Regions from separate parts of the Mus musculus genome. Here regions 2 and 3 are each linked to region 1. A link is a loop called in an ENCODE intact Hi-C map of the cell type or tissue named here. Cell type or tissue: heart. All regions are shown on one strand.

Region 1 (8,000 bases):
GGGCCTAGAATAGGTAGCAACAAATTATAAGAGACCCACCCTCCCACCCCGACTCAAGATAAAAGGCCCAGGGCCTGAGCACCGCTAGGTAGAGCTAGGTAGAATAAACACCGGTAGCCCTTGGACTTCAGGAAAGAGGTGAAGGGGCGCTGGCGTGTTAGAGAGGGAGCAGGGGCAATGGAGACGTCGCCCTCAAAGATTTGGGCGGGTGGTCCATCGTATCGGCAACTTTTCTGCCAATCTGCCTTCTGCTGGTGGAAGCACGGAGCTCTGGTATTCAAAGCTAGAGGATGATAGGAGAGTTGAAGGTAGACCCAGGCCAGGGTGCACCTCCTCACCCACAGATCCTGTTCTGTGACTGAAGTGAGGTGTCCTTGTGTTCGAACTCTTGGACAAGTCTTTTCTCCTGGGTTCGTCGCACCGGTTCAGAAAGTGCAGGTTTCACCTCCTCTCTTTTAATCGTAATCTAGTGTTCTGAGGGGTGGGAAGGAAGGGAAAGCTCGCCAGAGAGGAAGAGCGGGAACTTGGGAGAAAGCGGGTTTTATTTGCACCACAGTGCTCAAGTGTCGGTTCTCCAACTCCGAGTTTAGGCGGTGCTGGATTGGGAGAGCTTTTCCATCGGCAAGCCCGAGTACCCGGTAATTTGGGGACAGGGTTCCGAGGACTCGGCAGGATGCCGCGACTCCTCCCGGAAGGGCAGAGGGCGAGCTCGGAGCACATGGAGGGAGGGCTGCTTGGCGGGCCGGTCACCCGGCTGTCCCGCGACAAGGAGGGAAGCCGGGCGGTGGAAGGGCTGCCTGCAGAGTCCTGGCGCCGAGCCCAGCAGGAGGCGGGCAGTGTGACACTGACTCACGCACGTGCCCACGCGCACGCAGAGGGTGCCCCGCACCCACGCTCCTCGGACGGGACGCGCCACGCTCCACCCGTCCCGCCCGCCCAGTCTCACGGCCGCTCGCGCGGCCTCCGGGACAGCCCGGAGGCGTGGCTCCCGGGCAGCCCGCCCCTTTGATGTGCGCCGGCGCCACGGTGATTGGCTGGGCGCTTGTGACGTGCGGGGACTGCGGTGGGCCCGGGTGCTGCGGCTGCCGCAGCGCCCGCCGCGGCTCGGGCTCTGGCTCCCCGGCATTTAAAGGGGACGCGGCGGCGGCCCCGAGGATGGGGGGCAGGTGGAAGGGACGGAGCAGAAGCACATCATCCACAGTCCCTCGGGGCTGGAGGGATTCGTGAGCCGGAGCTCAGAAATCCGGGGGTGGATAAGACCGCGTACCCCCCAAATCCCGTAAGCACCCCTTGCTCCATCCTGTCCCTAAATCCCTTAAGTAGCCCCCTTCCCACTACTTCCACTCCAAACTCAGCTGGGACAGACAGCGTGACCGCTGCTGCCCCGCATGAGTCTTGGGCTCCGGGAGGACCGCGATCTAAATGTTGGGGTGGGGGCTGTGTGTAGTTTGAGTGTGTTTCATGTGCTTGGTGGTGGGGTAGTCCCAGGGGCAGAGAACTGAACCCCCTCCTTTCCCAGGTTAATGGTACCCAGTGTCCCTTCATCTCCGGGGACTGTCATAGCTCCCCGCCACCCACAAGTCCTTCCTTCTCCCCGAGCTACGCACCCCCCGCCCGCATTAGAGCGAAGCGCCCGCCAGCTGGGGGTGTGCCAGAGTGCCTGCTTTCCAGTCACCTCTAAAAATATCTCTCCTGCTACCCCACCGGCAGCTGCCATCTCCCTGCCCCTACCCAGTAAGAATCACCTCTGCTTGTCCACCCCAGGCAGGGGACCCCAGAGGTGACGCCTAGTCCCAGATTCCTCACTGGCACCGGGGCGCAGACTAGCTAGGACAGGGAACATACAGAGCCTCCGGAGTTCAGGTAATTTCTTCAAGAGGCAGTAGAGATCCCTGAGTTTTAATCCTATTTCTGATGCTGTGTGATGTAAGCTGGACCTCTCTGCACCCCCTCCCTTGCCCATTACGGGTTAATGAACAAGAAAGGAGTTTGTGAAGTTGCGAGTGTTGGGGGCAGGAATCCTAGCTTAATTGTCAGATCTAATTTCTAGTGATGGGCATACTTATTCTTGAAGCAGAGAGGGCTTGACAGTTTTTAAGTGCTCACCCCCACTCTCAGTCTGCATGTTTCTTGTGGAAAACTCCCCAAACTTTCCTATGGGCTCTACCCTCTCCCCCATTAGGAGAATTTCAAGCTTAGACTTAAGTTAGTGCACACACACACACACACACACACACACCCCTACCCCGACTTCCCACAGATCTAACCTAAAAGTATTTGTATCAAAGGAGCAGGCAGGGGCTGTGATAGGGAATCAGGGCTGCAAACATTGATCTTAGATGAGACTAGAAAAGGACTTCCCTCAGCCCCCAAAAGTTTGCCTCCTGGCTGCTCTAGCATGTGGGAGAAACTCAAAGGTCCTGTCCTGTTCTCCACGGGGACTCTGGTGGTCACACAGAATTTTTTGTTGCTTTGTTTTTCTAGACAGGGTTTCTCTGTGTAGTACCGGCTGTCCTGGAACTCACTCTGTAGACCAAGCTGACCTCTAACTTAGTTTCACCTGCCTCTGCCTCTGCCTCTCTGCCTCTGCCTCTGCCTCTGCCTCTGCCTCTGCCTCTGCCTCTGCCTCTGCCTCTGCCTCTCTGCCTCTCTGCCTCTCTGCCTCTCTGCCTCTCTGCCTCTCTGCCTCTGCCTCTCTGCTTCTGCCTCTGCCTCTCTGCCTCTGCCTCTGCCTCTGCCTCTGCCTCTGCCTCTGCCTCTGCCTCTGCCTCTGCCTCTGCCTCTGCCTCTGCCTCTGCCTCTCTGCTTCTGCCTCTGCCTCTGCCTCTGCCTCTGCCTCTGCCTCTCTGCTTCTGCCTCTGCCTCTCTGCCTCTGCCTCTCTGCCTCTGCCTCTCTGCCTCTGCCTCTGCCTCTGCCTCTCTGCCTCTCTGCCTCTCTGCCTCTCTGCCTCTCTGCCTCTGCCTCTGCCTCTGCCTCTGCCTCTGCCTCTGCCTCTGCTGTGATTAAAGGCAATGCCCTGCACTGCCCAGGACTTATCGCTTATCACCTGTCAGAAGTGAGTGACTTTTTTTTTTAATGGCAGTTGTTTTGAAACAGGAATTTTCATGTAGTTCAGGGTGGCCTCAAACTCAGATTCTCTGCCCCTATCTCCTGCATCACCAGCTGCCAACTGGTCTATGCTATGAAGCCAGAAAATAACTAGGGGTGAATGGGGCAAGGACCAAGTGTCTGTGAGGCTGTGTCAATTTTTGGGAAGAAACCCGGAATACCTGGCCTTCTGCTCTGCAGAGAAAAAGACAAGATTACCAGAGTGGAGGCGCTGGACTTTAATCCCAGTGTTTAGGAGGCAAAGGCAGGAGGATCTAAGTTCAAAGCCAGCCTAGTCTACAGAGAGAATTGCAAGCCAGCCAAGGTTAGGTAGTGAGAGCCTGTCAGCTGTCAGCATTGGGACTGGTATAATTCTTTCAAAGGAAGACAGGCAAGTAGTTAACCCCCTCCAAGAGATGAAAATTAATCTTATCAAGAGTATTTTTATTACATGCCTGGAATCTCTGAACTCAGGAGGCTGTCCAGGTTGGTCGACCCTGTCTCAAAATTAAATACAAAGATAATGGGTTAAGGGCATGCTGTATAGTATCTGCAAAGCCCTGGGGTTGGTCCTGACTGTGGGACGAGGGGAGTGAAGCAGGAAGAGAAGAGAAGGTTGTTCTGTGTGGCTGCTGGTGACCCGTTTGGTTTGTATCTTTGTATCTGACCCTTGCTTCCCTCCCTGCCTGACACTTAGTTCCTCTCTTTGTGATTGCTTTTACAATGGGTGTGGCACCCTCTGACCTATCACCTCTAACTCTTGTCTTGGGACAAAGGTTATATCAGCCGGGATTCCAATGGTGACAGTTTCCCCAATGTCCCTTGCATGCGGTTCCCTCGTCTACCATCCCTGCCCCTTTCTCTCTCACTATCTCAATAATGTTGTCTCCCAGAGCACTGCTAGTTTTTGCTAGTGAGCTTTAACCTCTTTCCAGTTACTAGCTATAGGTTCTTTGAGGGGATAGAGAACACTGAGAGCTACTTCCTGTCTCTACTGAAAAGCTTTGCTCTGAGAAAGCGAGGGTGGTCAGCTCTATAAAGAGGGTTCCAGAAGCTGTGTCCTCTTGATCCTTCCCTAGTCTACTCTGGAGGCAGTGGCTTCTGCTGCCTTGGGATAGTCAGGGAGTGTGTCACCTTGAGAGTCAAGAGTTTACGGTGCCACCCATTGCTACCACTAGAGGGCAGCAGCCACCTAGTTTTTTTTTCTTTTCTTTTTTTTTTTTTTAATCTTTGCTCTAGTATCTTTCCAATTCCAAGCTGTATCTTTCCAATTCTAAGGGGCTGGCCTCTGGTCTCATAGCCTAGGGGTGGAGGGGTAGGGGAGTAGGGAGGCACCAAAAGCTGTAAATGGTATCTGTATAGATGCTCTAATGAAGGTCCTAACCAAAAGATCACCACCCAGTCACTGAAACTCCCGTGGAAATTTCAGCTTGCCCTGTTGGTGAGATCCCTGAACAAATTAGTGCCAGAGGTGAGTCTCATATCTCCTGCAGGCCCAGGGCTCTCAGCCTCTAGACAGTAGTGAAGTGTTTATGAACCAGCTACCACCCTGCTGAAGCAATGCAGCCTGTGGGAAGTGAGTTGATTGCTCTGCTCTCTGTCTTCCTGGCTGTGATGAACCATGCATGAGATCAGGAATAAAGGTGACTGGTAAACCGTGATGCACCCCACGACTCATGTGTGGGCAAAAGGTCACGCCAGACCAGCCTCTGAGATCTGGTTTTGAAAAATCTCAGCCACTTTGAGTGAGTGACCTTTGGGTGAATCTCCTACTTAATCTGTCTACAACTCCAACAGTGTCCTCTGTAAACCCTCCGGTAAGCTAGGGAACTAGCCAAGGGTGCTGTTAGCAAGGGGCGTGGCCTCGGTGTACATGTAAGAGTTTGCTTTTGCTCGTGGGCTTGATGGAAGAAATAGTCTGATGGGATCAGTAGCGAAAGGGAAGCCAGTGGGCAGGCACTTTGTTTTGGAGACAGAATCTTTCTATGTATCCTGGCTGTCCTAGAATGTACTAAGTAGACCAGGTTGGCCTCAGACTCACAGAGATCCACTTGCCTCTGCCTCCCAAGTGCTGGGACTAAAGGCTTGCACCACCATACTCCAAATAAACAGGTATGGACTTTTTGTGGATTCCCTCCCGCCCGCAGGAGCTCTGGATGACAGCTGGAGACCAACAGTTTCTAAAGGTGGTGGTTAAGATAATATACTGACAATGAGCGGGTGTTTTCCAGCTGTTGGACTACGATGCCTATCTAGGGTAAGTGGAGCCCTTCAGAATGAGGCCTTAAGCCCCTACTTTTCCACCCTGGGATAGGAGGAGCCCTCTTCAGCCCCCTTCAGATTTGTCCTCTCCACTGGAGCTCTATGGATCCCTGAAAATTTTCTCTTCTGTGGATCCTGGTGTCTCATATAACAGGGATCCAAGCCAGAGATTCCACAGGCTGGTAAAACCCCAGGGGTGACTCCTGGAGGGATAAAGTGGAGAAGACAGTTCTCTGAGGGAGAGAGGTGGCCAAGCTCCAATACCAACTCTGAAATGAGGTGTGCCAGGCCCAGAAGTAATAAGAGTGGGTGAGGCTTAGGATGCTGTCACTTGGTTGGTAGAACTCTGTTAATGCCAGCCCTAAGAAGGTGAACCAGGAGGCTCAGGAATTCGAGTTCATGCTTATCTACAAAGCACGCCTGAGGTCAGCCTGAGCTATAGGGAACCCCTTCTTTAAAAAGAAAGAAAGAAGTTGGGGTGTGTGGATGTGTGGTGGGAAACCAGGTTCTGTTTTGGTCTTTACCGCACTGGGTGGGAAGTGCATGCAGGAAGGTAGAAAGGCAAGCCAAGGGAGGGATATTCTAGGACAGGATCTCTCTGTCTCCCTCCTTATAGCTGCTGGCAAACAAAGGTGACAGGGACATGCTTAAGTTGGGTGGCTTACCTGCTGTGTCCGCATGCTTGCTTTTCATTGTGCCCCAATACTCACTCCCTTTGCATCCCCAGCTGTTTTCCCTTTGCCAACTTCCCAAAAGATGACTGACCCAAAGTCTCATGACTACCTAGAGCTCCCACTATGTTCCAGGAGCCTACTCTATCCTCCCTGCCTGACTTCATCCCAGACACCCTCTCCCTAACACCCCCTCACATAGCTGCCCACCCCTGCCTCCCTCTGCCTTTTTAGCCACTGCCGCTCTCTCTCCCCTCCCCTACCTGTCTCCCAGGTATGCCGTGGCCTGGTGAGGGGGGCTCCCACCTCCTTAAGCCCCATTGCTTCTCCTGTTGCCTGCTTGCTTCGGACTCTGGCAGAAACCCCACCTGCTGGCACGTGCTTCCCAGGGAATTGGCAAGTGATTAGCATGGGCAGCACATTAGCACAGGGCCCAGCAGCTCCCAAAGAGACTCCCAGGGTCTTGTGTGGTTTGCATACCTACCTGGTAATTTCAAGGGCTAAAACCTAGCTCTCTGGCCAGGCCCAGGGAGGCTCAGGAACTTGGCTTTCCAGGCCTGGCACTTATTGGCATCCAGGCCCAGGAAAGACCTGAGACTCATTGCCCACCCGGCCTTGGTGATGTCAATGGCTTTTCCAGGAGCCTGGCTCCTCCATTTATTCTTGATCCCAGGGGGATCACGGGAAAAGGAGGCTGCTCCCCCTGGGTACATGAATCTGCTGTCTACTCTGCTCTGACACCAGAAACCTCCAACCCAGTTGAGGAGTCTCAAGGAGTGATCCTTGACGAGTCATCCCCTCTCTTAAGGGATCCTATGAGAGCAGCAGAAACCGAAGCCAAGGAAGCTTTTGGCTTCAAGACTAGTATGGCCCCCTTGCGTCGACCCCAGCACGATTAACTGAGAGACAGGCAAGGGACGGCGGGGTGTGGGCAGCACATTGGTTCCATCTCCTGCTTAACCAGCCTTGGGTCCTCCTCAGGTCTTGGATGTGCCAGCGACCCTGGCTGTGGCCCGCTAATCAGCTTCTCCCTGGCCGGCTCCCGCCGCGCCGCCTCTCGCTTGCCTCCTCCTCCTGCTCCTCTTCCCCCTGCTCCCAGGACGGCAGGATGGCTGCGCCGGGCGCGCCTCGCTTCCTCCTCACCTTCGACTTCGATGAGACCATCGTGGACGAGAACAGCGACGACTCGATCGTGCGTGCCGCGCCAGGCCAGCAACTGCCCGAGAGCCTGCGTGCCACCTATCGCGAGGGCTACTACAATGAGTACATGCAACGAGTCTTTAAGTACCTGGGTGAGCAGGGTGTACGGCCCCGGGACCTGCGCGCTGTCTACGAGACCATCCCCCTGTCGCCAGGCATGGGCGATTTGTTGCAGTTCATAGCCAAACAGGGCTCCTGCTTCGAGGTTATTCTCATTTCGGATGCCAACACCTTCGGTGTGGAGAGTGCCCTGCGTGCCGCTGGCCACCACAGTTTATTCCGCCGCATCCTCAGCAACCCGTCGGGGCCCGACGCGCGGGGACTGCTGACGCTGCGGCCCTTCCACACGCACAGCTGCTCGCGCTGCCCGGCCAACATGTGCAAGCACAAGGTGCTCAGCGAATACCTGCGTGAGCGGGCCCGCGACGGCGTGCACTTCGAGCGCCTCTTCTACGTGGGTGATGGTGCAAATGACTTTTGCCCCATGGGGCTGCTGGCGGGCGGGGACGTGGCCTTCCCGCGCCGCGGCTACCCCATGCACCGCCTCATCCAGGAGGCACAGAAAGCTGAGCCCAGCTCCTTCCGCGCCCACGTGGTGCCCTGGGAAACAGCCGCCGATGTGCGCCAACATCTGCAACAGGTGCTGAAGATGTGTTGAAGACCATCGCCTGCCAGGGGTGCTCGGGACAACCGACGGAGGAGGGACGGGACTGGGGATTGGTTAGGATCACCTAGTTTTACTACCCTCCTCTTTCCTTTCGCTTTGCTATGCTCCTCCG
Region 2 (8,000 bases), 150 kb after region 1:
ATGTCCTCTTCTGGTGTGTCTGAAGACAGCTACAGTGTACTTAGATATAATAATAAATATCTTTTTTTGTTTAAAGAACACTTAGACCTCAGACAAAGCAACTACTGCTTCTTGAAGAGTTTCCCAAGTGGGCTGCGGTGTAGTTCACATGGAAAAAAGGCACTAGTCGTGCGCCTTTCCCAACCCACAGCGCACACACAGGAATACTATTTAGTCGTAAAAATTTGAAATCCTGTGACAACTAAAGGGAAGTAGAGATTACTCAGTTAAATTAAAAAAGCAGGTTCTGAAAGGTAAGAAACTCTCAGGACCATAAAAGCCGCCAGGAAGAATGAAGCCTGGAAGGAGGAGTGGAGGGTGAGAAAGGAGGGCAAAGGAGAGGAAACAACAGAAAAAAAGGAAAGTAGGGGAAAGAGAATTAAGACTGGGAGGGGGAGGAGTCTGACTGAAGGGAGAATACAAATTCCCATGGCCAAGGGAGCGACAGGGAAGGAGGGAGGCTTGGGAGAGCTGACTGCCGGGCCAAGTGACAGTCAGACAGACAGACAGAAGAGTACATCAGGAGCACTCCTTTCTATGTGATATGACAGCAGCAGACCACACTGTCCTACAAACTTTGGAGGGTGACAAGATGTTAAATGTTTTCACTAAGAAGTGATTGAGGAGACTGGCGGGCCTGCCTCAATTTAAGCAGGCCATGATACCCAGGAACATGTAATGTCCCTACATGATGGTTTAAAAAACATCTAAAACAACCTCATCTTGGGGTGTGCAACCAAATCACTCCAAGCTCATTTCCTCTGGAACAAACCTGACACCACAAGCAAAATCAAAACCGCAGCTGAGTTTGTTCTTTTTACAACTCAGGATCCCTATGCCTCCTTCTGTGGGCCCAATATTCAAAAAGGTTTTGCCTGCCCAAACTATTAAGGAATAAACTTTTTTCAAACTTGTCCTTCATTTTGATTTCATGTGTATAGATGTTTTGTCTGTATAGTCCCTTGAAGGTCAGAAGAGGGCATCAGATCCTCTGGAACTGAAATTACAGATGGCTGTGAGCCTCCTCTGGGTGCTGGGTCTCTGGGAGAACAACCAGTGCTCTTAGTAACTGAACCATCATCTCTTCAGCCCTCTCCCACCCCCATCCCTTTTATTTTATTAATTTTTGTTGTTGTTGTTGCTTTTAATTTGTTCTTTCAAGAAAAGGTTTCTCTGTGTAGCCCTGGCTCTTCTGGAACTCACTCTGTAGATCAGCCCACACTGGAAGAGATTCCCCGCCTCTTCATCCCAAGTGCTGAGATTAAAGGAGAACACCAACACGCCCAGAAAGGAGGTTTTTTGTTTTTCCCTTGTAAAAGACAAGATCTCTCAGGCTAGAGAGATGGCTCAGCTGTTAAGAGCACTGCCTGGTCTTCCAGAAGTCCTGAGTTCAATTCCCAACAACCACATGGTGGCTCAAAACCATCTACAATGGGATCTGATGCCCTCTTCTGGCATGCAGATGTACATGCAGAGAGCACTCATTTATTAAATAAATAAAATTAAATATTTAAAAAAGACAAGGTCTCTCTATATACTGCTATAACAGTACATACGGCTGGCCTCAAACACACAGAAATGTTCCTGCCTCTCAAAAGCTCAAACACCCAGCCCCTACAAATTTCTGTTCTCAAATTACTGAAATGTGATTCCTGCAAGCTTGGAACTGAGACTCCTTATTGAGAAGGAGTAATAAGGCCCGATGTGGTGGTCCACGGCTTTAATCCTAGTACTCAGGAGGCAGAGGCTGTCAAATCTAAGTTCGAGGCCAGCCTGATCTACATTACAAGCTCTACATTGCAAGTTCCAGGCCAGCCAAGGTTACCCTGTGAGAGCCTGTCTCATTGAAGACAAGGAGAAGGAAAAATGTGTCCAGACTGCCCATCACACAGTAGCCCAGTTTCATGGTTCTACACGGTAGGACGAATGCTGGAGCCAGAGTCCAGCATATGCGCAGGAGTGTGTCTTCCCAATGGATCTGATCACAGGATCGCTTGGTGCTGAAGCCACTTAACTCCTTGTCCGTCTTACCTTGCTCACAGTTCTCCACTGTACCGTACTGAGCCAGCAGGCTATCTAGCACCTGGAGGGGTAGAAAAAAGGTGTCTGAGTATCCTGGGGCCTGAACACCCCTTACCCCAAAGCTCTGGGCACCAGCAGGAACTAGACATTTTGACGGCCTGAAGCTCCACCCCTTAGGGCCCTACATGCTGATGCCATCATCAGTGTTTGCAGGGATGCACTGGCTCTGGCCCCAGACCCTACTAATCTCACACCCAGGGGAGACTGGTTATTTCTACCAACTTAGTCGGACAGAGTCCCATGACCAGTCTCCACCAAACCTGTACATTAACTTCTCCAAACACTTACTTCCCATCGGAGCTGAGGTGGAATATTGCGGATCTGTATTTTCCGACTCCTGAAAAGAAAGGGCAAAACATGATTTAGACAATTCCAGATGCTTTGGGCCCATGACCTGGCAGTTTCTAATCCTTGTCCCAGCTTGTTAGTTCACCAAAACCATAGGATGGTGGCTTCCTCCCCAGTGCTAGGGACTGAATTCATGGTCTGGCACAAGCTAGATCCCCAGCCCTAAAAATAGTAACCTAAACTGGGAGCAGTTGCCTTTAATCCAAGCTCTTAAGAGGCAGAGACAAGCAGATCTCTGAGTTCCAGGCCAACCTGATCTCCATAGTTAATTACAGGACAGCCGGAATAAACAGTGAGACCTCATCTCAGGAAAAAACAAAGAAACACAGACTAGCAACCCAGTAAGGATGCAGACTTTCGAGCAAACAAGGCTTCACCCTATAAGCCCGAGCACTAATAGGACGTCAGAGAGGAACTCGGAACCAGATGTTCTCAGCGTAACGGCAGCAGAAGATCGAACATACTGTTTTGATGCTTGCTACAGCGGTCCCATACTTCTCTCTCCATCAAAACAAAGCCAAGAAGCTAGAGAAAGGGTGCTTGGGGCTCTTATAGGACAGGAGTCCCGCTCCTAGAGCCCATGTGAGAGGCAGCTCACAACTGCTTGAACCCCAGCTCATCTCCAGCACCTGACCCACTGGTTACATACCCACACATACGTACTTAAAATAAAGCAAATCCAAAGTCAAGTAAGACGGTAACTATTAATTAATCCAACACCTCTTTAACTAGCACCTACTTCAAGCTGTACTTTGCTCGCAGGACTGGGGCACAGCAATGAACAAAAGTGGCGGAATGCCTGACCCAGGCGCTCACATCGTATTAAGGGAAACAATATATGCGAACAATTGCATAAGATAATAATAGTACAGTGGTTAAGCCCTTGGCACAACTAGGGATCTAAACCACTTATTAGCACATTAGAAGATTACTTAAGTTCTTTGAGACCTGGTCTCCCCCCGCTTTGTACAACAAGGATAAACCCCATTCACAAGTGGGAGGTGGCATTAGATAGTGTTTGTAAAGCGCTTAGGAAAGACTTGGGGTGAATTCTTAAAGTGTAACAATAGATGCATCTATGAATGGCTAAAGTTCTCCAGAGTGATCAACACACAGCGCAGCATCAGGACCACCTTTTTTCTCCCAGGTGACTATACTATACTTACTCCATCCCAGCTTTCAAATGGCTCTGAAAAAACTGATTTCCCTTGAGGAATGCAGGTTCAAGGCTAAGGTCCAGAGTGACCCAGAGAGTCTGCTCACCACCCAAATCAATACCTTAATCTCTGAGCTTAAGACATTTAGATTGACTTGATGGGTTAGTCAATTGTCATTTAGATCTCTGTGTGTCTTTGATCCCGTACAAACCTTTAGTTCAAAGACGAGATCCAGGGCGGAGATCCAGGGCGTTGGAGAGATGGCTCAGCGGTTTAGAGTACTGGGAGCTCTTCTAGAGGAGCAGGATTTAATTGCCACCAGGCCCAGGATGAGTTACAACCTTCTATAATGAGGGGGATCAGATGCCCTCTTCTGGCCCCTACAGGCACTGCATGCACAAGGCACACAGGCATACAGGAAGGCAAAATACCGGTGTAGTGTACCCAAGGTGAGAGAATGCTGAGTCACGTATGCTCAGTGGGCTACCAGAAGAGCTGGCATCAAGCTGTGGGGTGGGGCAAGCAAAAAGGAATGCAAGGCCCTAACAGTGGGTGTGTTGGCCTTAGTTGTCCTAGGCAGTCCCTACCAAAGCAGGGTCTAGTGTAAAATAGAAGGGTCTCTGTGATCCACTGAGTCTGAAATTCTGAGAGCGACAACTCCTTGTTGACAAGCTACAGCAGGGAAAATCTGGGAATGACATAGCTAAAAGAGTGGAGCAGTGGTGTCCCCGGCTCCTTTAGCTATGTCACCCCTGACCCAAACCCAACCTCTTCCTCCTCAAACTCAGCACTCAAGAGGCAGGGGCAGGCAGATCTCTGAGTTCGAGGCCAGCCTGGTTTACACAATGAGTCCCAGGATAGCAAAGGTTATACAGAGAAATCCTATCTTGAAAAAGAAATAATAAAAAGCTAAAGGAAAGGTGGATCTGTTTGAAGGAAAACCTTGGTGGTTTGTGAACTTGACCTAACAAAGTTAGAGTAGATACAGTGAGGATTGGAAACAGTCAGCTGAGTCTGGAGGCTTGAGCCATGATTCCAGGCTAAAGCAGGACTGATGCACGCACAGGCCAGTCTATAGAACAGTAGGCCAGTCGGAAGGTGGCGTTGCAGTGATAGAAGAGGAGGGGAAGACAGACAGACATAACTCCACGAGTACAGCATTTGTCTAGCAGACACAAAGTCCTGCGCTCAAGTCCCAGGACTGCACGGATAGATAAGCCTGTCGACCCTCTGTAATCCCAGCACCCACAGTACTGGCAGGAGAACCACAAAGTCAACACCCGGTCCAGCGGCGTGAGGCGTGCTCTGTGTCAGACACACACGGGAAGCCAACAAGCCCATTGCTGAGTCCTTAGACCCCATTCCACCAGGTACCAGATCCAAGGACTGGCCAAAAGGCAGCTTTGGATCTCCCTGGTAAGGGTTTCTCACAAAACACCTTTGCTAACCAAATAGATACACCGAGTATGTTCAGATGGGTGAAGAATCTGGGAGAAAATGAACAGTGCCCAGCCCCGGACACCTCCCCCCAGGAAGTCCTTCTGGATAGAGGGGAGATGAAGGCAGCCTGCCTAGGAAGAAACAAGGCATACAGCAACCCCAGAACAGGAGCCTAGTTTGAAAGAACCCATTAGTGCAATCCCAGGTCAAAGGCCAAGACTTGCCTGTCCAAACTCTGATTTGGGGCCTTCTATTCAGTATGGCAGGAGCAGGGTGGTAGCAGTGAAATCTAATCTCTGCAAGGATGTTTGTTAATCCATATCCAGAAAGCAATGGCAGGCAGATTGGCTGGAATGTCTGGAATGTTCCAGGAGCGGGAGGGGGAGGAGGGCAGGTCTACCCAACCAATGAAAGAAAGACATCCCAGCAGCCCTCCCTCACCCTCTAGGGCATACACACCCCATCCTGGGAACCCACTCTAGGCTCCTCCCAGACTTCCTTCTCAGCAAAGCCCCCAGCCCTGATTAAAACCCAAGGGGATAGCCTGGAAGAGGACCTTTGTCTTCTAAGCCTGGCTTTCCACTGAGCCTGGTGCTACCTAATTCCTTTCAGGCCCAAACCGCACAGGGCACTGCTGGGACCTGTAACCTAAATTCCCTTGCTTACATTACAACCCCTTTGGATAACTTACTCATCCCACCTATGAGAGGCCCAGAGTTGGCTGCGTTAGGCTGGTGTGCTGAGGGCTTACAGTGGCTCTAAATCTGTGGCTTACAACTCTTTGGGGATCCACAGACCCTACTTACTTACCTACCCTTTCACAGGGGTCGCCTAGGAGCTGATATCAGGACAGAACATTACGGTTCATAACTGTAGCAAAACTAGCTACGAAGTAGCAACAAAAATAATGTTGTGGTTGGAGGTCAGCACAACCTTAGGACCTGTATTAAAGGTCCCAGCGTGAGGAAGGTTGAGCTGGCTTAGAGCTCCTGATGAGTGGGAGCACAACTCACACTTCCCAGGGGTTTCTCCTGGTGGGAGCTAAGTCCAGCAAGCCCCTGACAGTATTCTAAAGGAGACCTGGAGGTAGAGTGGAAGGGGCGGTGACAGTCATTGCTGAATCTAAATAAATGTGTTCACAATGACAGAGAAAGAAAGTCTTCCACTCCTCCATCTCTGCTACATTGACCCTGCTCCAATAAACCCGGGTCTACCAAGGCCAGGCTGAGTAGTGGTTATGTCCTATAGGTAAAAGGGCACCACACCTAAGCACTCTTAGTGCCGGGAGGGCCAAGCCCAGCTCCAGCAAGGAGAGAGAACCAGCTGCCCTGACCCTCTAGCAGCTATAGCGCCGCCAGCAGTGGCCATTAAAGGCAATGGTTAGAACAGCCAAAATGGTTCCTAAGTGCAAACAGCTTTCCCCTGTTCTCTGCTCGCTCTGACCCTCAGAGATCCAGCCTGGAGGGCAGCTCAACAGACTCCTGCTAACCAGGAAATTCACCTGGGGATGTGAGGACACCTGGGGATGTGAGGACAGGGAGGCCAAGCAGGGGAAATATGCCAGGAGAGATTTAAAGAGGCAGAGAGACAAAAGAACAACGCCATACACCCATCACACCGCCATACACCCATCACACCGCCATACACCCATCACATCGTATACACACATGGGGGTGCTTGGGATTAGGAGTATCTCTCCCGGGTCCATTTTATAGAACTGTGTTCATTTTATAGAAATGTGCTACCGGCGGCTTTGTTTGACAGCCCAGGGCCGAGATTAAAATACGCCATGAGTATCCTGTCTGCATTTCATAATCACTGAACGCCAAAGCCAGGAGTAGAACCAAAACTCCATCTACTTTTTTGTTTTGGGTTTCGTTTGCTTTTTGAGACCTGTTTTTTCTGCATAGCCCTAGCTGCCCTATGTAGACCAGGCTTGCCTCGGCCTGGGTGTGCTGGGTGGTGCTGGGATTAAAAGCACGACTCACTATACCCAGCCTGAAGCAGATCTAGTTTTCCAGATGTATAGTTTTACATTTTGTTGAAAGGCCATTTTTCTAGCATACTAGAAACACCAATTAAGATAATATTATCTTCTGTTTTGGTTTTGAAATGAACTTCTATACACTGGAATTACAGGCAAAGATGAGCTACAATGTTCGGTTCTACAGGGTCCTAGGTATCGAGGTCAGGGCTTTGGGATTCTAGCTATACTCCCAGTGCAGTCCGACCCCCATTTTTTTTTCCTGTGAGTTATACTCTGTAGCCCAGACTAGCCTCCAACTCAGAACAATCATCCTGATACTCTACCTGTTCTTTTAAGGATTTAAGATTTAGCCGGGCAATGGGTGGCACACGCCTTTAATCCCAGCACTTGGGAGGCAGAGGTAGGCAGATTTCTGAGTTCAAGGCCAGCCTGGTCTACAAAGTGAGTTCCAGGACAGCCAGGGCTACACAGAGAAACCCTGTCTGGAAAAACCAACACCCACCCACCCCCCAAAAAATGGATATAAGATTTTCAGAGTTCTCTTTTTTAAAAGATTGTTCATTTTACGTGTATAAGCCTGCACACATGTAAGTGCTGAACACGTATGATGAGGTGGTGAGGCTCTGGGGTCTCAGATACCCTGGAACCAGAGTTAAGGGTGGGTGGCTCTAAGCAGCCTTGCGATGCAGATGCTGGGAATGGAACCTGAGTCTTCTTGATGAGCAGTCAGTGGTCTTAACTCCTGAACCAAGCCAACTCTCACAAAGTTCTTATTCTCTGAAAAAGTGCTCCCTTCACCTCCACACCCAGAGCGAAGTGTTGATGGCTAAGTTCCCGGGCTGTGGAGATGGCTCAGTGGTTAAGAGCACTCACTGCTCTTCCAAAGGTCCTGAGTTCAATTCCCAGCAACCACATGATGGCTCACAACCATCTGTAATGAGATCTGA
Region 3 (8,000 bases), 57 kb before region 1:
AATAACAGATTTTAAGTCAAGGCTTTCTCTTTACACCATTCTATCTTCAAAGGCTTTGTTGTGGCAAGGATTACTTAGTTACAAGTAGACCAGGCTAGCCTTGAATTCACAGCCTGAGTGCTGGGTCTACAGGAGGGAACCACAACCGGCCCCTCCCCCAAGAGTTTTGTTGTTGTTGGGGTTCTTGTTTTGCTTTTTTTGAGAAAGGGTCTCTCACTAAATACCTACGCTAAGCTGAACTCCCCAGTGGATACGGTCATGGTTACCTCAAACCCATGACTCCCTCACCTCAGCTTCCCAAATGCTGGGCTCGTTGTACCTGCTCCCCCCGCCTGGCTTCCACAGCGATGTTTCTGTGTTGGTATTACGTTGTTTTGGGTTGAGTCATGCATCACTTGCTTTCTTCTCATGGATTTATCATTTGGATACAAACTTTTTTAGCCTAATTCATTAGGCTAATTCATTAGGCTGCTGCTCTCAAACTGAGTCAGGCTCAGACTGGGTTAGGTTTTAAAACTGAAGGAAAAGAAGATTTAAAGGCACGTGGCTTCATTTTATTTTATTTGTATATTATTTTGACTTGATTCTTATTTTTAGCAAATGGAGAAGTCTCCACATAAAACTTTAATAAAGTTTAAAGAAACCTTTGTAAATCATTGCCAGGTACTGTCTTAGTAACCCTCAGCCTTAGGCCTCACCACGGGCCTTTCCAGAGTTGTCCAGTCTGAGAACCTCATCTGTTGACAGTATCCTTCTGAGCTAGCCCCCACCCCATACAGCCCACCCCACAACCTCACCCCGTCTAACCAGAGGCAAAAATCTTTGAAGTTTGGAATTTTTAACTTCTTGAAAATCTTTTTCAGTTTTATGATTGTTGAGTGGATGTGGATGTGTGTTTAGTTTCATTTTTATTTCCCTAGAAGATTTAAATTTTGAGACTATGAAGCAGAGAAAGAACTCCACTGCGGAGGCGTGTGTGTGTGTGTGTGTGTGTGTGTGTGTACACATGTGCACATACTCATGAATGCACACATCTATATGGATCTAGTCCCTCTTGGAGGTTTGGTTAGGAAAACACACTAGAGTAGGTGAGCTTTTTGTATTTAAAGAGAGAAAAACTAAAACTTCCATTAAAAGAACCCCTCTGTTTAAGTCAAAGGCGCCCCCTTTGTTTAAGCTACTGTATGAAAAATACCACTTTTGTTACTTTGATGGTCCACATGCTAGAGATTTTGATGCTGTTCCGCATGTGTAGCATGCCATGAGAAGAGAGAGTATGTTAGAGCTAACCATTTTATCAACTAAAAAAAAATCAGCTGGGATTCTTAAACTTCTAACCCTGAGCAAAGAGTCACCAGGTTTAAGGTTTTTCTCTACTTAAAACCAAGGTAGAAAATTCCCAGGAGTTCTCGCTCTCTCCATTTTTTTTTTTTCTTTTTCAGGAATAAAGGGTCATAAGCCATTAGAAACAGTGGCATTGTTATGCAATAACAGCTCACTAGCTAACCTACAGTCTTGGGAAGCAATGCTGACCTTCCAACCCGGAACTACCTCGCTAAAGCAGCCCAGAGGTCCCCACTGCACTCTCTGTGGAAGCCATAAAAGTCGCCAGTGTGTCCGTTCACCTTCACAGCTGAATACTTTTGTACCCGCTAGGCCTGTTTATAGACTTATAATCAGACCTTTCCCTCTTAGGGGACAGCTTTTCCAAGACTCCAAGGAAAGTCAGATTCCTCTGAGAATTTTCCTCAAGTTGCTTCAAAGAGCAACTTTGTAGCTCTCCAGCTTCAGTAAATTTGTTTAAAGAACCAGATGCCATATCATTCAAAAACATTACGTTTAATTCAAAACTACTGTGCAGACCTACATATTCTGAAAACAAACTCTTCCTTTTTGTTCCCTTAGTAGAGGCTGTGTTGTTATAAAGTGGGTCTCTCTCCACCCTGTTAACTCAGGGCTTCTGGTTGATGTGTCGGGACAGCGTCCCTGGAGTTGTTTCTGTTACTGTAGCACAGAGACCTGAGTACCTGGCCGTCTGATCTCCTACTGTCTACGCAGCTTTACTCTCATCACTCTGCTCTCGAGTGCCTTCAAAAAAGCCCATGTCCTGGAGCCTCTGTCCCGGTCTGAATCCTACCTCTGATTGAGTCGTTCTCCTGAGCATCGGAATTCACCCTCTTCCCAAGGGCTTAACTACAAACTCTAACACCTGGCTAGGAATTGTGAACACAGTTGTGTATTGTTGCCCTGTCATTCACGGCAGGGTCACCTTTGTAGCTTCTTTGTATCTTATTCCCCCACCCACACCACTTCTGGACTAGAGCCATTTGTCCTTCACCTTCTAGTCTTTCACCACAGACCGACGGTTCCCTTAAAAATCAAAGGTCACCCAGTGCATCTCTGGGTCATCTTTTTCTCATCTGATGAAGTCTTCCTGAGTACCTACCCTTCAAACTAAAGGAGCGCGAGCTGCCGCTGGGGCGCACATAGCATCGCGTAACACTTGGTTCTTCCAGTGGCTAGCCTAGTCATAGGAGGAGAAAAGTGCTCTCTGGGGTTAACAAATTCCTTTCTTGATTTTTGATCAGCCCCTCTCTCTCATCAGCCACCTGTCCCCCTTGTAAGCCCCATTACGTCATTTACAAAGTGTGATTGATGTCTAATGTATGAAAGACGGAGGAAAAAGGAAGCTGATGTGTGCTCTGTGTGTAGTATGTGCACTTCACTGTAAAGATTACTTTAGCAACTGGCTGGTCTCTCGTGTCCCAAATTAAAGTTTGTGCTGTGTAATGGGTTGATAGTTCCCTCCTAAAGCAAAAACAGATGAGCTCTTTCGGTGAGGAAACAGGATTTTTTTTTTTTTTTTTTTTTAGGCAAATGAACACTAATTAGAGTATCCTGACCTGAGTCAAAAGCTTTGCTTTCTGACTTACAGTCTCTTGCATCTTTCCTTCCAGTTATTAGTACCCAGGCACCCAAGACTGATTGATGGTCGCACACCGTGGGAGACTTGAAAGGCGGCTGTTGATAAATTTTTCATCCTTTTTTTTGTCTGTGAACAGACAGGATGCCAGTGGGTGGGACAATACCAAATTGTGAGAATTGGGTTGAAAATACAGAAGTCAAGACATTGGAATGCCCCACTGGCTGTTTGGATTGAGAGCGGCATGCACACTGGAAGAGGTAGAGTCTGTGGTGCAGAAATCATTCCCAAGTGTCTAAAGGACCCTCCATGTTTGCCGCTGCGGTCAGTCTTGGGAACTGGGTGCTTTGAATCGGTTCCTTTTTCTCCAGTGTCCCGGGCGTTTGGATAGCGAAGAGCCATAGTCACCTGTCACTGGGAAGACCCATACCCTTCGAGAAGGATGGCTGCGTTATTGTGTCTGGATTAGGATACTTTTGGTCAAGTATCAAAGAGAGTTGTTGCCCCTCAGAGGTTTCCCCATCACTAACCCCAGCTTACCTTCATCCTATTTGAGCTTCTCTGGTGAGATTGGGGATATGGCAGATTACTCGAAAATGATTTTATAGGTGATGGAGATGCTCAAAAAGGGAGGGAAGCTGGGGCTTTGTTTAATGTCAAAAGGAAATCGGATGGTTTCAGTCGAGTCAAGAGCCTGCCTGTATGGGTCTGAAAAGAGAGCAGTGGCTTGTTTCTGTGTCTCTGGCTCCCGTGAACGAGCACAGCCTCTCCATCTGCCTTACCATGTAGGGAGCCAGGGAGCCAGAAACAGGGTCTCCATCACACCCCGAGTAGGCTCTGTGACTCTGGCTGCATTGGAAAATACACATGATCACTCACTTGAGTTAAGTTGGAAAGAAATAAATGGTGTAGTGTAATGTCTGTGTTTACTTCTCAAATTGTATTGCTAGATATGTGGCCTCAAAAAACCAGGTGAATTATCTTCCAGAATATGAGGGGTTGGGAGTAGGGGTGAGGGTTGTTTTGGGTTTTTGTTTCCTCTGCAGTACTTGTTTTGGCCATACGGGGCGATAAAGTACTTTCTTCTTAGCTTTTAAGTCTCTTCTGGGCTACCTCTTGGCTCACTGATTGGATTTGACTAAAACATTTTCACGATCACTAAGTTGAGCAGTTACTCAGGCCTGGTGATGTGAGCAGAGATGGGGTCCTGTGTCTGAGGTCCATGTGGCTCGTCAGGCATCATAACCAGCAAGCCTTTGTTAATATTGGTTCCATGAAACCGAAAGCTAGCCCTTATCATAAAGGCTCCATTGTTTACTAAACGCAGAACTAAAGGTGACCCTCCTCCCTGTTTCCACCCTCCCATTGCAGCCCAGTCTGCCCTATCACATCTGTGACAGCAGTGGGGACCTCTCATGTGTAAGCACACGCTCTCTCACTTTTTCTGCTCCAGGTGGGTAGGAAGGTCTCCCAGAGCAGGCCTGGCCCTCTCTCTGCACAGGTTCCTTGTCTTTGGGCTCCTGGCCCTCTTCAGCTCTCGGGGAATATTGAATGCGTCCTTTGCAGTGTCTCCAGAGGAACAGTTGGCTATCCACTCAGGAAAGCACAGGCCTGAGGCTGTTTACCTTGCAGGGTCAGGAAGCATTTTCCTGTGGAAGGGCCTCCTGCTGATTTTCTCCTGGTCCTTTCCCCCAGCAAGAGTCTGTGCAGTGCCAGTCGGGGGGTCCTTGTAATTCCAGCCCAGGCAGAAGTGGAAGGGAAGCAGTGACCAGGGTAGATAGCAGGTGTCCGGGTGTCCCCACAGTCCTGAGGTCACTTGCACTTTCTCATTTCTTAAAGGAAGTCCAGTGTTCTTGCCAGGAATCCTTAGCCTTAGGTTTACAAAGCTTGCTGTTGAATGTTCGTCCGGAGGAGTGTAAGAAGGCAGGAACTGCTTGGTTCCAGTCCTGCCTGCAAGGTCAAGAAGGTTTAAGACTACGTCTAATCTGGAATCCTTACCTCTGTAGAGGGCGTTGAAGGTCAAGCTGGGACGGTGAGGGGTGCTGTAAAGAAGGTCATTGGGCCTTCAGTTGTGGGTGGGGGTGAGTGGTGGGCAGGACAGAGTCTTACTAGGATGGGAAGGAGGGAGAGGAGGGCTTGGCCCAGGGAGCTGGCCGCATGGTGGGTGGAGCCAGGTGGGCTCTGAACTGGTCCAGATGCCTGGCTTCCCTTAGCCATCTTTTCCCTAGCATCCTGTCAGACCCCCGGCGTGATGATATGCTTCCCTGTGTTAACTCTACCAATATTATTTTTTTAGCAATGGAAATGCACTTTTTTTTAATTTCAACTCAATCATGATTTTAAGTATAAAAATTTATAGATTGTTAAAACTACTTTTTTGTGTATTTTTAACCACTCAATGTAGCATTGTATATTTTATTCTTATTGAGACTCTGGTACAAGGTGTGCCATTTAATGATTTTTTCCCCCCAACATGCTGGGCCTTTGGATGTGTACGGTAACCAACTTCATGCTAATGTTCAAAGTAAAAAAAGAAAAGTAGCCATATTCCCACGTGTCTTCTCTTCATTTCTTCTCCAAGCTCAGATGACATTTTGAGGGCCCCTTGGTCAATGATTGTTCATTTTATGTAATCATGTGACCCACGTCTGTATTATTGGTTCGTATCTCCAATGCTGTTGGTAGTGTGCCTACCCTAAGCCCCAAATCCAGCCTGGTCCCTTAAGAATAACATTCTTCCTGTCCCCCACCTGCCTGTCCAGTTAGTTATAGTGACTGAGTCTCAAGCTTGTACACAGTAGGTAAACTGTACCACTGAGCTACATCCTGTGTCCTCCTCTTAATTTGTGTTTTGAGATAGGCCCTTACTGAGTCGCCCGGGCTAGTCCTAAACTCACTCAGGAACTCAGGGAGGCCTTTAACATGCTGTCCTCCTGTCTCAAGCTTCCTGACAAGCCTGGGTCACAGGCTGCACCACCAGGTCCGTGTGAGCCTGTACGATGTACTTCCAAGTCTGCCCCGATCTCATCTCTATAGTGCTGCTGCCTTGGTGCCCCTGAGCTGCAGGCAGCAACACTGCTCTGGCCAACTGAGCAGTGAGCGCAGACTTTCCAAGAGGGGTGTTTGGGGGAAGGATCAGGATTGGGTGTGACCCAGCTAGAAGAGTTAACCCCAAGTGCAAACAGCTTATCCAGTATAGTCAGTGGGAGGCAGCTTTTCTCCTCACCCCCGTGGGGTTCAGTCCCCCAGCCAGTCATATCAGTGTGTCTGGTGAGTGCCTAGAGAGTGAGAGGTGGGCAATACTGGGAGCCCTCACTCTCACAAAACATGCTCTCCAGTGGAGGAAAGCTGACTTGCTGATCTCTGTCAGCTAAGCCTGGAGCCATGGCCTGTATATAATTCAGCCACGTGAGAGGCCGAAGCAACAGGATCTGACATTCAAACCAGCCTGGAAAACTCAGTGAGACCCAGATTTCAGTACAAAACAGGAGGATCTGAGGATGGTGTTGGGTGTCCACCCAGCATGGCAAAGGTCCTGGGGCCCATTTTTGCACTGGGTGAGGGGGCATAGGAAGGGGTATATACATTTAAAATTATGTAATTTGGTGTCAGGTGATGTGGGTCCCTGTAACCTGAAGCTTGCCCTCTGAGATAGGGCTGTGCCAACTGGAAGATAAGCCAGCTCTGTCACAAGCCTTTCCAATTCACATCTACCCTGTTTGTTCCTTTTACGGGATTCCAATTAGGGAGTTTAGTGTCTAGGAAGGAAACCGTATTGTTCACATTTCCCTCTGTTTGAAACCTCGTAGAACAGAGCAGAACTGAACAGATCACAGAATTGCCTTAGAGTGTGATGTGTGAGTGTATGTGTGGTGTGGTATATGTGTATGGTGTGTGTGTGTGTGTTTGTGTGTGTGTGTGTGGCATGTTATGCATGCAGGTGTTCCCTAGAAGGCCAGAAAGAGGGTGTCAGATGCCCCGGAGGCTGAAGCTCCTGACGGTTCTGAGCTGCCTGATGTGGGTGCCGAGATCAGCACAGTTTCTTTTCTTTGTTTTCTGTTTGTTTGGTTGGTTTTGATTTTGAGACAAAGGCTCACAGTTGCCATGATTGGCCTGAAGCTGTGTGAAGACCAGGCTGCCTCTTCGTCCTCAGTGCTGACATTAACGGGTGTGGCCACGCCTAGCTGTTCTTGTCTTGCGGATGGATTTAGTAGTCCTGGCTATGTACTACGCGCTATGCATTTGAGGGTGACACTGAGCTCCCATTCTTCCTGCTTCCAGCTCCCAAGTGCTAGGTTTACAGGTGTGTGCCACCAGGCCCGGCCACACATTTCCCTTAGTAGTACACCACCAGCATACATTCCACCAGTGGCTTTCAGACTTTGTTTTTGTTTTTGGGAGGGTTTTTGAGACAGGGTTCCTCTGTGTAGCCCTGGCTATCCTGGAACTCACTTTGTAGACCAGGCTGGCCTCGAACTCAGAAATCTGCCTGCCTCTGCCTCCCGAGTGCTGGGATTAAAGGCGTGCGCCACCACGGCCGGCTCAAACTTTGAATACAATGCTAGTAAGAAATATGTTACTGGTATTTTCTGTCTAACACACATGCAAACATTTACTTATATAAGTGAAAAAAAAAATCAAGAACGATAGCCCTATCTACTGTGCGTTTATTCATTCATTTATTTGAGAGAGTTTCACTGTGTACTTCTGGCTGACCTGGAGCTCATGATATAACACAGGCTGGCCTTGAACTTACAAATCTCCAACCTCAGCCTCCCAAGTCCTATGACTTAATTGCCTATTGATATATGTGTATGTATGCTTTGTGTGTGTGTATGTGTGTGTGTATGTGGTATGTTTGTGTGTAGTGTGTATTATTTATGTGTGTGTGTGTGCTTGTTCGTGTGGGGGGGTGTGGTGTGTGGTGTGTGTTTCTGTTTAGTGTGTGTTATGTATGTGTGTGTTCTTGTTCAGGTGGGGTGTGTGTGTATGGTGTGTGTGTTGTGTGTGTATGAGTATCAGTAGGCCAGATGATAGCCTCAGAGTGTCATCCTCAGAAATGTTATCCACCTCCCTT

What was found. Peaks named below come from ENCODE experiments on the same cell type or tissue, not always from the same donor. Only the 100,000 strongest peaks of a DNase experiment are listed, where the experiment ranks them.
Region 2: it touches region 1 in a loop (8-fold over the local background); 7 of 42 quality-filtered maps call a loop at or near these places.
Region 3: a loop joins it to region 1, with 6 times the contacts of the local background. A loop is called at or near these places in 12 of 42 quality-filtered maps.

The regions. Positions count from the first base shown.
Region 1 is chr11:95,823,431-95,831,430 of GRCm38, forward strand. It overlaps Phospho1 (phosphatase, orphan 1), which reads left to right and starts at 1,070. Exons shown (of 3, transcript NM_153104.3): 1 at 1,070-1,279; 2 at 5,236-5,345; 3 at 7,121-8,000. The coding sequence starts at 5,301. The coding sequence ends at 7,879. It overlaps Abi3 (ABI gene family, member 3), which reads right to left. Exons shown (of 8, transcript NM_025659.4): 8 at 6,642-8,000. It overlaps Gm38958 (predicted gene, 38958), which reads right to left and starts at 981. Exons shown (of 1, transcript NR_164195.1): 1 at 525-981. In heart, a CTCF peak has its summit at 4,245 (motif pointing right); DNase peaks (open chromatin) are centred at 1,011, 1,651, 4,421, 7,511 and 2 weaker places; H3K4me3 peaks cover 4,104 bases; H3K27ac peaks cover 2,677 bases; H3K27me3 peaks cover 4,008 bases.
Region 2 is chr11:95,977,212-95,985,211 of GRCm38, forward strand. It overlaps Igf2bp1 (insulin-like growth factor 2 mRNA binding protein 1), which reads right to left. Exons shown (of 15, transcript NM_009951.4): 3 at 2,410-2,458; 4 at 2,071-2,122. Among named protein-coding and RNA genes, the nearest start is that of Mir3063, 18 kb to the left of the region's middle. In heart, CTCF peaks have their summits at 1,523 (motif pointing left) and 4,006 (motif pointing left); no DNase peak of the experiment used is centred here; H3K4me3 peaks cover 2,005 bases; H3K27ac peaks cover 2,793 bases.
Region 3 is chr11:95,766,884-95,774,883 of GRCm38, forward strand. No RefSeq gene overlaps it. Among named protein-coding and RNA genes, the nearest start is that of Gm38957, 6.0 kb to the right of the region's middle. In heart, a CTCF peak has its summit at 3,992; DNase peaks (open chromatin) are centred at 4,978 and 6,568; H3K27ac peaks cover 439 bases.